Linked DNA regions of Homo sapiens: all the other regions are linked to region 3. Evidence: chromatin contacts called from ENCODE Hi-C or POLR2A ChIA-PET data. All regions are on one chromosome and are shown on one strand. Each heading gives the region's core, a stretch centred on a gene start or an enhancer-like site at or near the end of the contact. The rest is flanking DNA. Distances are from core to core; before and after follow the strand shown. Region 1 holds the start of NFIL3 (nuclear factor, interleukin 3 regulated). Region 2 has its middle 31 kb from the start of SYK. Region 3 has its middle 100 kb from the start of LINC03062.

The links. A loop is a pair of places that touch in the nucleus more often than their neighbours do. ChIA-PET counts read pairs that join two places held with the same protein, here RNA polymerase II (POLR2A). Pooled maps may share reads with other maps.
Region 1: a loop to region 3 is called in a pooled map, with 2.4 times the contacts of the local background. The contact joins the promoter of NFIL3 here to the enhancer-like site in region 3. A Hi-C loop is called at or near these places in 1 of 50 pooled maps. POLR2A ChIA-PET finds 5 or more read pairs at or near these places in 2 of 52 experiments (T-cell and activated T-cell).
Region 2: a pooled map shows a loop between it and region 3 (3-fold over the local background). The contact joins two enhancer-like sites. A Hi-C loop is called at or near these places in 1 of 37 single-sample maps with no recorded cell type and 1 of 50 pooled maps. POLR2A ChIA-PET finds 5 or more read pairs at or near these places in 1 of 52 experiments (WTC11).

What each region holds. Positions count from the first base shown.
Region 1 is chr9:91,421,499-91,426,271 of GRCh38, reverse strand. It overlaps NFIL3 (nuclear factor, interleukin 3 regulated), which reads left to right and starts at 2,440. Exons shown (of 2, transcript NM_005384.3): 1 at 2,440-2,632. LOC105376146 (synapsin-1) reads right to left here and starts at 2,239. Exons shown (of 2, transcript NR_188612.1): 1 at 1-2,239. It overlaps LOC124902209 (a long non-coding RNA gene), which reads right to left and starts at 4,650. Exons shown (of 2, transcript XR_007061661.1): 1 at 4,568-4,650; 2 at 4,213-4,253. RefSeq lists a silencer at 2,103-2,502.
Region 2 is chr9:90,768,026-90,772,737 of GRCh38, reverse strand. No RefSeq gene overlaps it. Among named protein-coding and RNA genes, the nearest start is that of SYK, 31 kb to the left of the region's middle. Within about 2 kb of position 2,542, at least 2 of the 41 ENCODE cell types and tissues checked have a DNase peak (open chromatin) inside an H3K27ac peak, as active enhancers do.
Region 3 is chr9:89,740,392-89,744,917 of GRCh38, reverse strand. No RefSeq gene overlaps it. Among named protein-coding and RNA genes, the nearest start is that of LINC03062, 100 kb to the right of the region's middle. RefSeq lists enhancers at 1,066-1,125, 1,726-1,775 and a silencer at 3,870-3,919. Within about 2 kb of position 1,282, at least 6 of the 41 ENCODE cell types and tissues checked have a DNase peak (open chromatin) inside an H3K27ac peak, as active enhancers do.

The sequences.
Region 1 (4,773 bases), core at 1,191-3,690, 1.7 Mb before region 3:
AGCTGGTATCTCAGATACCTTTCACACTTCCTCTGATTTCCAAGTTAGATGGTAACAATGAATGATGCACAGATATAATACATACACAATCTAAAATACTCCAAGTAAATATAGGAGCATTCGATTTCAAAATTCAGCATAAAGAATAAGTTTCCAGGTTGAGAGAACTCCTCCAGCATCACTGCCTGGGGTGGCTCCAGGCACGTTCTTTACCTGTCTTGAAGGTCGAGTTGTCTTTAAAGAAAGACATTTACTACAACGGCTTTGAAATTCCATGAAATTATTCAAAATGCAGAACAAGGTCAGAACACGTGAAGGGGAGGGTAGATTATGCAGGACAGCCCTGGATTTCTAGACAATAGCTGCATTTCTGACCCCAAAAAGGCAACTAATATGGATATGATTTTGATTTCATCTAAGAGAGGTTCTCAAAGCTACAAATAAGCATTGTAAGGTTTGGGCAAAAAGGAAACTATCAGTAAATTTGAGAAAAGTGGCCAGGCACAGTGGCATGCGCCTGTAATTCCACTACCAGGGAGGCTGTGGCCGGAGGATCCTTTGAGCCCAGGAGTTCCAGGCCAACCTGGACAACATAGTAAGACCACATCTTGAATTATTATATATGTATGAGAAAAGTGGAAATTATAAACTAAAATCAGGATTTGTTCTCATGAAGGTAGTCAAGTTTGGAAAATGTGTAGTGGAGGGGATGTGGTTCTTGCATTAGTCAGCACCGGGAAGATGGTGTCGGGGAACACGCTAAGCCCATATTGTACGTCTGAGTTTTCAGAGCCTTGTCAGCAGAGCTGTACTACCAGATAAATCACGAACAAGAGTGCGTTCAAAACCACAACGCTGCCCTGGAAGGCTTTCCAAAAACTCAACTGATAGGTGATAAAAATTTTTTAAATATGACTTGCGTTATTATGATATTAACTGTGCAAGAAGGGGAAAGGTAGAAAAGACAATCTTGGCGAGTAGATAGATCTGCTGCTCATGGCAGACACTAGGGATGGTACCTGGGTGTTCACTCTGCTCTTCTCTTTACTTTGGTTTTTGCTTTTTAAAAACGAAAGGAGCAAAAAGAAGTGGAAAGTCGTGGAGGCACTCGGCCCAGCCCCCACGTAGTTCAAGGAGACCAGGAGGGAGCTGGCTGGTGGAGGTCCTGCCCACCTGCCACACTCCGTATTTGGGCAAGCCTGTGAGTCACTGTCGGGAACATGGCTCCCTTCGCCAAGGCCAGCACTGACCACTATCCGTGTATCGGTAAACGCAGGGAGTGTGCCACGTGCCTTGACAGTCTAGCGCGACGACTTAAGAAGTCGCGGCTAGGTGCTCTTTTTTCCATTTTTTTACGTCTCTTCCGTAGCCCGGGAATTTGGGAGAGAAGACTACCGTATCCAGTTAGACGCAGAAATAACACTAAGCAGCTATCAGCTCAAAATCACAGGAAGAGATCCCGCGCGGTCGTCTCAAGCCCCAGCACCAAACGACAGTGGGCGTCCCAGCGGGGGCACCCGAGCGCGGACCTTCACATCCTCCGAGGAACGCCGCACCCGCGTGGCGGGGGTGGGTAGATGGACCTCAGCGAGCCTCGTTTCCCAGTCGTGTTACGCAACAACTTTGCAGCCGTCATCTTCGCCCTAATTGTGCAGGGGGCGGTGTTTGTGCGTGGAGCTTTCCCTCCCGGCTCCGGGCCGTCGCGGCTCTCGGGAGAGGCGCCGGGACATTTTAATCGCTGCCTCCGCCGCGCAGCCCTGCGCAGCTGCCCGGCCGCGCCAACCCCTTCCCCGCCGCAGCGCGCCCCGAGTGTTGGCAGCTTGCCAGCCGCCACCCCCCGCCTTCCCTCCTGCCCACCCCAAGGTAGAGGGCTCCTCTCGGGAGTGTGCGGGGAAGGGGAGGCCGAGGTCCGGGCCACGCCCGGGTAGCCGCAACCCGCAGTGCTCAGTCGGCAACAGGTAGCCCAGCAGGCTGCGGCTCTCAGGAAGACAAAAAGCGCCTCTGCGAGCAAGTGAGGGTCGCGGGGAGCGCAGAGCCACCGCGGCGACCGGGAGGGTGAAGGGAGCCAAGAGCGGACGGGGCGGTGGGACGGGGGGCTCCCGGGCTCCTCCGCAGGCTCGCTCCGGTCGTGTCGGCCGCGTGGGCCGTTGCGCAACACTCGTTGCGCCGGGAATGGGGCGCCAGCCCTCGCGGGCGCTCGGACGGCGGTGGCCCTGGCCGGGGAGGGACGCGAGCTGGTAGTGGCGCCGCCGCGGAGGGGGAGCTGAGGGCGGGGAGGCGGGGCGGGGCCGCGGAGTGCCCGCCCCGGCCCGCCCCTGCCGGCCGCGGCCATTGGCGGCGGGCCGGGGGCGGGTGCGGGCGCGGCGATTGGGGCCGCGGCCGCCAGTCACGCGGGGCTGGCGGGCGGCGACGTAGCGCGGCGCTCGGAACTGACCTACTAACACACATCTCTCCGCGCGGCCACGGCGCCCGCGGACCCGGCGCGCCCGCCCGCCTCCCGCGCCGCGCCCTCGCCGCCGCCCGCCTCCCGCCGCGGCCCCGGAGGCCCGGCCCGGCCCGAGCCCCGAGCGCCGGCGGCCCGACTCCCGGCCGCCCCTTTCTTTCTCCTCGCCGGCCCGAGAGCAGGAACACGGTAAGCGCTCCGCCCACCGCCGGCCGGGGGCCCGGCGACCGCTCCCAGGGCGCGCTGCGGGCGGGCGGGCGGGCGCGGGGTGCGGGCCGCGCTGTGTGCGGGGTCGGGCTGTAAGCTGGGCTCGCCAGCGGCGGCGAGTGCGCGCGGGGCATTCATTACATAAACTTTTGCTGCCTTGTCAGGATGGGACTCGCCACCTTAAGGTGGCTGCTTTGATTGCAGCGCCTTCGCGCCGGCACGTAGTCCTGGCTGGTTTGCGCTCTCCCCCCGCTGCTGTTGCATAATGTCTCCTGATTTCAGGAAAATTGATGTTTTGGTAAAGAAGAGCGCCAGGCAGGCTGAGCCCTCTCCGAGCGGGAAGATGCTCTTTCCTCTCTAGTGTCTTTCTTTCTCGTTCCTTCTCTGGGGCTGGCGGCGTAGGGGGGAGAGGAATGGGGGGTTGAGGAATGGGGAATAGTCTTAATTTGCTTGGTGAGAAAAAGGGTTGGTAGCGTGAACGGTGACGGCATTCGGAGAATGCCTGCGCGGCGTTTGTTTGTGTCAGGGGCTGTGTCTGCACAGACGTTTTCCACCCTGTTTGTCGTCAGCGTGTTTTACAAGCCCTCGGGAAGGTTGTGGGATTTGTCCTTTCATACATTGCATAATCTGCCCACGGTGAAATGTTGGCAAGAATTGCGGGCTGATGTGGGAATATGCGCGTATGTGTGCAATGATTTGGTAATTGAGGCGCAGCGTTGGATATTAGATCGTTATTTACGTCTATATTACGTCCCAAATAAACAGGTTTTAAAACGATACTACAAAACCTAAAAGCAAGAATTGCTCGCATTGAATTCTGATCTTGGGTACTACTGGGGTTCGCCCTTTCAATGTTCTCAGCTGTTATTTTTAAATCTGGGACGAACCATTGTGACGTTTACCTCCCCACCTTCCTAATTTTAATGCATTCCATTCGATCAGCCCTTTTTCTCACCTTATTGTCATTGCTTTTTCAGACACGACAAGACAAATCACATAATAGTTTCCTGGAAATGTTGCATTATGTAACTGCCGAATTTGCTGGCAGTGAGCATAGAGAGAGGGAGCTAATTACGTGATTTTATAATCTTGCTACAAAGAAAGTAGGACAGTCTCAGCCTTTAAGAATGTCACTATAACAGTTTTTTTTTTTTCCTTAAGGATATTTTAAACAGGAAAGTAGACAACCGGGTAAGCATGGAGTTTGCTCATGCTGCCGAATGTGTGTCTTTTGCCCTAAATGAAACGCACGTTCTTCTAAATTTAGCCCTATCACATTTTAACAATTGTGGCCTCGCAGTGCTATTTCTGGTGTTTTCTCCAGGGCTGTGTGCAAATACAAGTTCAAGGCCATTTGCTGTAGTTTTAACTCCACGCCTTCGGAGACCTTTGATAAGATTGTATTTTTAGGAAGGCATTTCGCAGCGCCCGGTGATTTGCTGGATGCTGGCTCCCATTTATGTTTTTAAAGGACACTTTAGGAAACTGCTGTTCTCTGAGAACAGCAGGGAATGGCCAAGTGTCATCTTCTGTTCTTGGCTTTTGTAAATAACAACAGTAAGTGAGGTCAGAAGTATTTATTTACCCCCAGACCAGATATGACCTATGGGAAACAGATATAGGTTAGTAGATTGTTTTTTTGTCTGGATACCCTGGTTTTACTTATGTGAAGATGTGTGAATATGTAATTTACCCAAATATTAAATTTCTTCCTGGACTGTTACATAGTGATTATGTGTGAATATATGTATATGATGGGATGTATATATAACGTAACATTTAAATTAAGTGCAGGGTTTTTTTTTGTGGGAGGTGGGGGGTGGACGTCTCTGGAACAGAGTATATTACCCCAAATAATTGCAGTCGCTTTCCAAGAAGCTAGTTGCTCTAGGCCCCCAGCTTCAGACCCCGACCTACTTTGCGAGCTCGGGTGGGAGTCCCAGGCCTGTAGGGGCCGCGTGGCGCCACCTTCCGATCGCGATCTCCAATGGCGAGTCCGTGCGGCCCCCAGTGCGCCGCTCCCTCCTGCGGGCCGGTGGGGTCTGCGAGAATCCGGGGCTGGGGGCGGGTCTGGTAGTGGCGGGCGGGGACCTCGGGTCGGGACCGAGAAGCGCCTCCGAACG
Region 2 (4,712 bases), core at 1,293-3,792, 1.0 Mb before region 3:
GCAAGAGCAAATCTCATGAGCTCTAGAGCATCCTGGCAACCTTCTGGGAGGGATGCTCTTTACCTTGATCTATCTATGTTGGGTTCCAGAATCTTCTCCCTAAATGTAAATGTAACAGGAACTGTTGGTGACTCACTCACACCCCTCTGGCCTGGGGGGTTCTATCTGAGTTGCAACTTCTTCTTTGCCTGAGGACATTCTCCTAAGCCTCAGGAGGCCTCTCTGCCCATGTCCAGGGTGGTTTGAGTGCTAGGGAATTAATAGCCCTGGCAGCCCTCCACCAATGACTGACAGGCCGGTGTCTGAATGTCCCAGCTCCCTCATCCTTCAGGAAGAAGCACAGATTTTTCTGCAGTTTCCTTGTGCTCCAGCGGCTCACAAATGCGCTGCCTTCCCTTCCTGGTCTCACCTTCCCCTCCTGGTCCCATGTCCCTGCTCCCTTGCTGGGGTACCTTGCACCTGCCAAATAAATTCTTTCTACTGGGATCTCAAATCTGCGTCTGCTTCTGAAAAAGCCAAGGTAGAAGGGATGAAAGTGTCCACATTTAACAGTAACTTGGGACTTCCTGAAGATATCCAAGGATTTTTTGGGAAAGACTGAATTTACATTCTGAAATGAGAGCTGGCATCAGTTAAATGAACATACTAATTAAAAAGCTCCCCTTGGCAGGGAGCTGGTTCTTCCTTCTTGTCATGATGGTTAGGGGAGTGGGGTCTGGGTCGCCTCTTCTCGTGACCTAAGTGCTTTGTGATCACTTACATGGCTTGCCCACTTCCCTCTTCAGTGCCTGGTTCTGGATCCTGGTAGCACCTTCATCTGTGCTTGTGGCCAGGAATGGGCATTGCTGCTACAGCCATGGCCCCACCCTGCACACATGGATCTACCTTCTCTTCTTTGTGGCCCACCTTCCTGGCTCAGGGACGCTGCTTCTGCTTGAATTCCAAATGGAAAATGGATGCTCCCCTTGGAGACTGCTTTTCTGTGTAGCAGAGAGCACATTGTTTATACTAACAGTAAATCCATGGATTCTGTCTTCTAATAACAGGTTGGTTATTTACAATGTGCCAGGCATTATTAGAAGTGCTTTGCTTATATTAATTAGATTGTCATAAAACTCTGTGAAGTATGTGCTATTATTTTCTTCATTTTACAGATAAACTGAGGGACAGAGAATTCAAACAACTTGGCCCAAGCTATACATTGAGTAAATGGTACTATCTTGTGTCAGATCCAGATTTGTAATGGAGGAAACCAAAATATTTCACCTCCAAATATCCTTCTTTGACATATTTTGAGGTGGCTGTTCAGAGGGCCTGCAAACAGAGGTAGCCTTGCAAAGCTGTCCTTTGCGGGGAGATTTGCATCTGTACAGAATCAGCATGGTGCAGCCAGGTTTTCTCTGAGGCTAACCCTTGTCCAGATCAAGAAAAGATTAACAGAGTCTGACACCTTAAATTTCTGAAATAAACATTTACCATCTATTCTCTCTGAGGACTGCTACCTGTAAGGTTTCACCTGTATAATAAGACCACATTTGCAAGCCAGACCTCCTCTTCTCTTCCTCCCATAACCTGCCTTGACATCATAACCTGATTTACCACCGCAACCAGTTTTTGGCCGTACTCCAAGCCCACATTTTTTCTGTAACCTTAAGCTGTGTATAGGCTGGATGTGGTGACTCCTGCCTATAATCCCAGCACTTTGGGAGGCCAAGGCAGGAGGATCACTTGAGGCCAGGAGTTCAAGTTCAAGGCAACATAGCGAGACCCCCATCTCTACAAAAAGTGAAAAGAATTAGCCAGCCATGGTGGCACAGGCCTACAGTTCCAGCTACTCAGGAGGCTGAGGCGGGATTGCTTGAAGGACTGCTTGAGCCCAGGAGTTTGAGGCTACAGTAACCATGATCCTGCCATTGCACTACAGCCTGGGCAAGAGAGTGAGACCCTATATCAAAAGCCTTTAAAAAGATAGTGTAAAAGTCTCAACCTCCTTACCATTTCTTGGAGATCTTTGTAAGATTCCTGTGCACATTAATAAATATGTGTGCCTTTTCTCCAATTAATCTGTCTCTTGTCAGTTGATTTTCAGTGACCCTTCCAAGGGCAAAGAGGAAGTTTCCCCTTGGCACCCACAGGAACAACTGCCCCTCACTACCTTCTGCTTCACAGTTTCAAATGACTGGCCACTCACCAAAAGGCAGAAGAGGTTCATGAGTTCCTCTTTTTCTCATTTGCACTTGACCTCTTTCTCATAACACACATCCAGCCATGTCTTCTACATATTTTTTTCCCCAGTAAAACATCTGTGACTCATAGTTGTAAAAAATCAAATGAAATAGTAAAAATGTTTTAAAAGTACATCTCAGGGCTGCTTCCCTTAGAGGCTGCTGCTGCGCAACACTAAAGGACATACATGAAGGTGTGAGAGAGCAGCGTGACATGTGTCCCATGGTCCCCATGGTTTATACACTTGGTTTTCCAGAAAGCATCTCTGGTCAGCACAGATGCAGAATTTCTGGTTCAGTGCAGTTGGCTGAGCACTTGTGCTTAATGCCCCACCCACAAGAGACCCCATTGAAAACGATTTTGAAAGAGGGAACAAAATGTCACTGCAGACACCACTGGAGGTGAGGTGGCAGGTGGGATTTCACTTCGGGCCAGATTGAAGACTGGTTGAAACAGGGAAGAGGCATGCCTACCAGCACCATGATGGTTTACGACTGCCGTGCCAACACCTGGAAGTTACCACTTCTGTTCTAGAAATTTCTGAGTAACCCACCCCTTAATTTGCATGTAATTAAAAGTATGTATAAATATAACTGGAGAACTGCCTCTGAACTGCTACTCAAACACACGGCCTTTGAGGTATCCTGGTTCTGCAGAGGCAGTCACAGAGCTGTAACACTGTTGCCCCAATAAAAGCCATTTTTTTCTACCACCAGCTCATTCTTGAAACCTTTCCTGAGTGAAGCCAACAATTTTCCCAGGCTAAGCCCCAGTTTTGGGACTGGCCTGCCCTGCATCAAGTGGCATTCCTAGCTGCTCTCACAGAAGGCCTATGCCCTCCCTGGAGCCTCCTCAGTGCCGCCGTTCTGAGGAGGGTCCTGCCAGTTCTCTAACAAAGGATTCCATCCCAAGGTCATCAGGCACCTCTCCCCCTTATCCAGCTAGCTCCAGCCTATACTTCTTACTGCTCAAAAGAGTAAGCCCAACCAATACCTCCAGAAGTGGACCCCATATCAGCCCCTAAAAGTCAAACCTGTGTCCCTTGCAAGAAGTAGCTGATGAAAATTGGGGAGCACTTAGAGTACATGTGCTATTTTCTATGTCTGATTTGGCTGTATTTAACAAAAAAAATTTGGCTAGTTTTCAGAGGATCCAGAAAAGTTTATAGAGGAGTTTTTTAAGTTGACCATGTTCTTTAATTTAACTTGTCATGACTTGCAAGTATTATCATTTACTTGCTGTGCTATGGAAGAAATGCAGTGGGAAACGGGTGTGGTTTAGCCAATGAGTTATGACAAGGTTAGAGAAATAACTCAGGGAAAATATGAAAGTCCCACTCTGTTTCAGGGTCGTTTGGTTGAGGCACTCAAGAAATATACTAACACAGATCCAGACTCCTCAGAAAGGCAGGCTCTCCTGGGTATGCATTTTATTACTCAATCTTCCCCTGACATCAGGAAAATGCTACAAAAAGCAGCAGCAAGGGGGTCTCACACCCCCATAATCCAACTCCTAAAGACGGTTTTTGGAGTTAAGAACAAAAGTGACAAAGGAGAAGAAGAGGCAAAACCATAAGAAATAGCCAAAAAGTGCAATTATTAGCATAAGCTTTAAGCCCTCTTCCTCCTCAGGGTTACCCATCCCAAGAAAGTGTCACAAGATCAGTGTCTGGAATGCCCAGATGAGAGCCCCAAACTGACTGGCCCCTGGGTCAGAATCAATGTGCCTACTATGAACAAAAGGGCTGTTGACAATGAGACTGTCCTAACTGTCCCTACTGACAGAGAGAAAAAACTCTCCATCAATTCTAGAGCTAACCTTCTTCCACTAGCCCCAATGAGCTGCTTTGCTCAAGTAAGTTTACTAGGGATCTTAGATCCTTTACCTGACAAACAGCTTCCTGCAGTGGCAGACTAGAGGCTGCCTGAACATTTTTCTTCAGTGTTCCACTGCTGGGTGAGCTCTCCAGCAGCTCAGAGACTCAGGTCTCCCCTTCAGTAACACAGTTTGCCCCCTCCTTTCCTTATTGGCTGCTACAGGATCCCCTTCCCTGCCTCTTCCTGTCTTCCATGCCTATTGGGGCAAATAAAGTTTGGTCAGGTAGACAGGTCCCAGTTTTGTAAATAACTTGGATCCTGTTATCCTGCATAGGCCCTTTGTTTGAAGTGTTTGTGTGTATAGACAGGTATTGTGGCATGTCCTGTGTCTAGCATGCTATCAGATTGGCTTATAAATAAAAGAGCAAGAATAAATTAAACATGTAAGTCTAGTCTGAACTTGTTAGTTTGAAAATAATATAGTGCCTTTTACAATTTAACTTTAAGGTAAACCACTGTTGTTTGTAGGTTTTGAACTGGTTAAAATGGCTTTAAATAGCAAGCTTTTTGTGTAGTTGAAAACCTTAAAATTGTGAAATGGTTCTTATCTACAGAATGCCAATGTCTGTTGGGAAGTTCAGGATTTCTTGCCTCCTAGGTTTATATAAA
Region 3 (4,526 bases), core at 33-2,532:
CAGGTGTTTGCATGCCCCAGCTATGGAGTCACCCCTCTGGGTGAGCTTTCCAGCAGCCCTGCCTGAACACCTGACTCACAGAACACATGAGCCCAGGGAAATAGGCATTGCTTTATGCCGTGAAGCATGGGCTAGGTAGTGACACTGGAACAGTGGATCCATCTGCAACAGGAAGATCCAGGCCTGCATTTCTCCAGCAGGCATGATCCACCATCACACACACTCTCAGCAGCCAGGCCTAAGCTGAGGTATGTAAGGGACTGCCCTGGGTGATGACTGAGGAGTGAGGGGATGATTCCAAACCCACCCCCTTCCTGCAAGGAGGCTAGAGTCGAGAAGATGGAAATAAATTGATAAATCACCTGTCACCCCACCAGAGCCCCCAACCATGAAACTCTGGAATGAGACACATAGGTGGTGATCCTCACATGCCCAGGACCGGGCTGGCCACGGTCAGTGAACTTAGCCCCCGGCCAGCCCATACCCTGGCCCCACCCCATGGTGGATGCCCAGAGCCTAGAGCTGGAGTCAAAGACACCATAAAAGCAGAGCCGGCGGCATTCCCGGGACAGTAGGGCTGTCTGTGGTGAGTCCCACAAATCGTGGTCCCCCTGAGGCTCTTAGACCACAGCAGACATAGAAGCCCTGCCAGGCAACTCTCTCCAAGGACACCAAAATTATTCTGTCACTCCTGGAGCTGCTGTAAACATTGTGAACCAGGCGAGAACCTCTTTGAAGTTCAAACCTTGCCTACCCACAGAAAGGGACTCTCCAGCCAGGCAGCTCTTCACAGGGCAATTAAGATGTTGTCTCCAGGTATCTGGGCAATTTGCAGGGTTCGCTGTGGCTTTTCCTGGCAGTCAGCTCTCTGGCTCCTGCCAGAAGGCTAGGTACAGACGGGCAGTAGCCAGGAGGCCCAGGGCAGGGGCTGCAGCCAGGGAAGTCTGGGACCCCTGGGGGCAGCAGGGCCAGTTTGGAGGCTGCAGACGCTCCCTCCCGCCACAGGGCTGTCTCAGGCCAGCCAGAGCACACCTGAGCTCTGTGCTTTGATGTCCTGTCTTTGCAGACAGCTTTCTTAGCTCTCACTGAAACTGTTAGAAGTGATTCTTAGCATGCCTTTTATCAGAGACCAGAAGAAGGAGTTGAAAGTGGGACTCTGGGGTTTTCAAAAGAATCTGCAAGACTGGGGAGGGGAAGAAAAACCGCCTCAAGCCCTGAAAGGAAGCAAACAAAGGTCTATAGTCTCCCCGAGCCTGGAGGCCACGGTCCCAGGCCTGTGATGTGTGTAAGGGGAGGGGTGTGCTCAGAAAAGCTGCTGGGTTCACAGCTTAGGGTTTGGGTTGTGGTTTCACTTGGATCCTGTTAGAAATCTAATTATAAAAACCAAAGGGGCAGGTTCTCAAATCCCAGGCAATGGGGCACCCACCACCCTAAGCCAGCTCTTCTGCCTGGGACCTCCCAGAGTGTGCCACCTCCTGGGCTCTGCAGGTGAGGTGGGGAGGGCTCCAGATGAACAAAAATGCAAAATGAGAGCAGACAGCTGCAGTGATAGCAACCCACAGCTGGGACTGAGTCCCACCAAGCAAGCAGAGGCCTGGACTCCCTGAGGCCACAACGACCCGGCCGCGGTTTCTCAGGCAGAAGCTGCTGCCACAACCCTTGTAGGCCCAGCTGTTTTCACGGTGCTATTTGCCATAAAGGATGTCTTTCTTCTGGTTTGGTAAGAGAGAGACCTTCTCAGCAGCCATCAGGATCACAGCAAAGCCCCTGGTCACCAGGCAAGCCAGGCTCCCAAGGCCAAAGACATGTGAGGATGATGTGATACCTGGCCAGGAATGAGGTATCCCAGGCCAGGTGCCTGCAGGTGTTGGGTAGATGAGGGAGACTGCACCCCACCCTCAGGAGCCACCACCCACGGCGCTGATGGACATGCTGGCCAGCAGCCTAGCTGGTTTTTATTGTAGTAAAATATGCACAACATAAAATTTACTGTCTTAATTCGTTGTTCAGCGTACAGTTCAGTGGCATTAAGAACATTCACACTGTTGTGCAACCATCACCACCCTCCATCTTCAAAACGTTTGCATCTTGCAAAACTGAAACTATCCCCATTAGACAACTCCCCAGCCCCCAACCCCAGCCCCTGGCAACCACCATCCTACTTTCTGCTTCTACGAATTTGATTGTAGCTGGGACACTAGCTACCTCAAATAAGTGGAATCATACAGTTTTTATCCTTTAGGTATCTGACTAAAGGTAAAGGTATTTTTAAAGACATTTCAAGGCTGGGTGCAATGGCTCATGCCTGTAATCCCAGCATTTTGGGAGGCCGAGGCGGGCAGATCACCTGAGTTCAGGAGTTTGAGACCAGCCTGGCCAACATGGTGATACCTCATCTCTACTAAAAATAGAAAAATTAGCTGGGTGTGGTGGCACGCACTTGTAGTCCCAGCTACTCGGGAGGCTGAGGCTGGAGAATCGCTTGAATCTGGGAGGCAGAAGTTGCAGTGAGCCGAGATCTCACCACTGCACTCCAGCCTTGTAGAGCAATTCTCCATCTCAAATAAATAAATAAATAAATATAAAAATAAAAATAATGACATCTCAATTGAATTGATAGAGTCATTTTACCTCTTTTGTCCTTTTTCAATTAATAAATAATAAAAATAACTATTTCAGTGTACTGTTCTATGAGCTTTAAGACATGTATAGATTGTGTAACCACCACTGCAACTGGGATACAGAGATGTTCTATCCCCCAAGAAAACTCCCTGTACCTCCCCTTTATATTCACAACCTCCCCCACCCCAACCGCTTACAACTACCAATCTACTCTTTCTCCCTAGGTCACCTTTTCAGGAATGTCATATACATGGATGTGTAGCCTTTTGAGATTGCCTTCTTTCACCCTAATGCCTTGGAGGCTCATTCAAGTTGTCGCAGGGATCAATAGTTTGTTCTTTCTTACCCCTCAGTTGTGTTTCACGGTATGTCGGAGCATTTGGGGGCCTGGCTTGCTTCACTTAACATAACATCCTTAAGATTCATCCGTGGCCAGGCGCGGTGGCTCAAGCCTGTAATCCCAGCACTTTGGGAGGCCGAGGCGGGCGGATCACGAGGTCAGGAGATCGAGACCATCTTGGCTAACACGGTGAAACCCCGTCTCTACTAAAAATACAAAAAATTAGCCGGGCGCGGTGGCGGGCGCCTGTAATCCCAGCTACTCGGGAGGCTGAGGCAGGAGAATGGCATGAACCCGGGAGGCGGAGCTTACAGTGAGCCGAGACAGCACCACTGCAGTCCAGCCTGGGAGAAAGAGCGAAACTCCGTCTCTAAAAAAAAAAGAGAAAAAAAAAAAAAAGATTCATCCGTGTTGTGGCCAGGCACCTTGGCTCACGCCTGTAATCTCAGCACTTTGGGAGGCTGAGGCGGGTGTACCACAACATCAGGAGATCGAGACCATCTTGGCTAACATGTTGAAACCCCGTCTCTACTAAAAATACAAAAAATTAGCCGGGCGCAGTGGCATGCACCTGTAATCCCAGCTGCTCAGGAAGCTGAGGCAGGAGAATCGCTTGAACCCAGGAGGCGGAGGTTGCAGTGAGCCGAGATAGCACCACTGCACTCTAGCCTGGCAAAAGAGCAAGACTCCATCACACACACACACACACACAAAAAAAAAATTTCATCCATGTTGTAGCATGGGGCAGAACTTCATTACTTCTTACGGCTGAATTACACTCCATGTATGTTGTTTTAAAATGTGCTGGGGATTTGTTTCAATCAGGTGTAGTAAGAAATTCAGACACAGAAAAGACTGTTAGGAAGGAGAAAGTTAATATTCACAGACTCTGGACACAGGAGGCAGGGCACGCCACACCCCGGGCCACACAAGGAAGCACCAGGGTGGGTCAGGGGGCAGGGGTGGGGACGGGGGCAGGGGGTGCAGACGTGGGCAGGAGCCTTTATTGGGGTTTCCGCAGGAAGGAACAAGCGAGGCAGGGTAAGCAGGCTTAGGGTTGGCTAGTTTGCATGATTTCAGCAGGCTCTAGGGTGCAGGGGCTGTCCCTAGGTGTCTCGTACGTGCCCTGGGCTGATGAGTGCAGGGAGATAGTGCCCTGGACTGTGAGAGCCCCATAGAGGAGGTAGTTGGGGTGGCTTGGGACTGGCTGGTTTGCTTATGAAAGGGATGTTTGCAGGGGAACTTCACTGGAAATCAGCTGGTCCCTGGAACGAGCAGCCCCTCCAGGGTCAGCAAGGTCCCAGATGTCACAGCATCAGGAAATAGTAAAAATTAAAAACCTAATTAATACATATGTATAGACCACATGTTGTTTATCTACTCATCCATCGATTGCCTCCTGGGCTGTTTCTAACTTTTGGCTATTGCAAATAACGCTGCTAGCAACATCGACATAGCAGTGTCTGTCCAAGCCCCAAGCAGCCTAGATATATTTAAAGTGCAGTTAGGAACTTTTTTTTCCCCAGAAAATGAGGAAGGAGGTAGCAACAAAATCAAGGGTTGA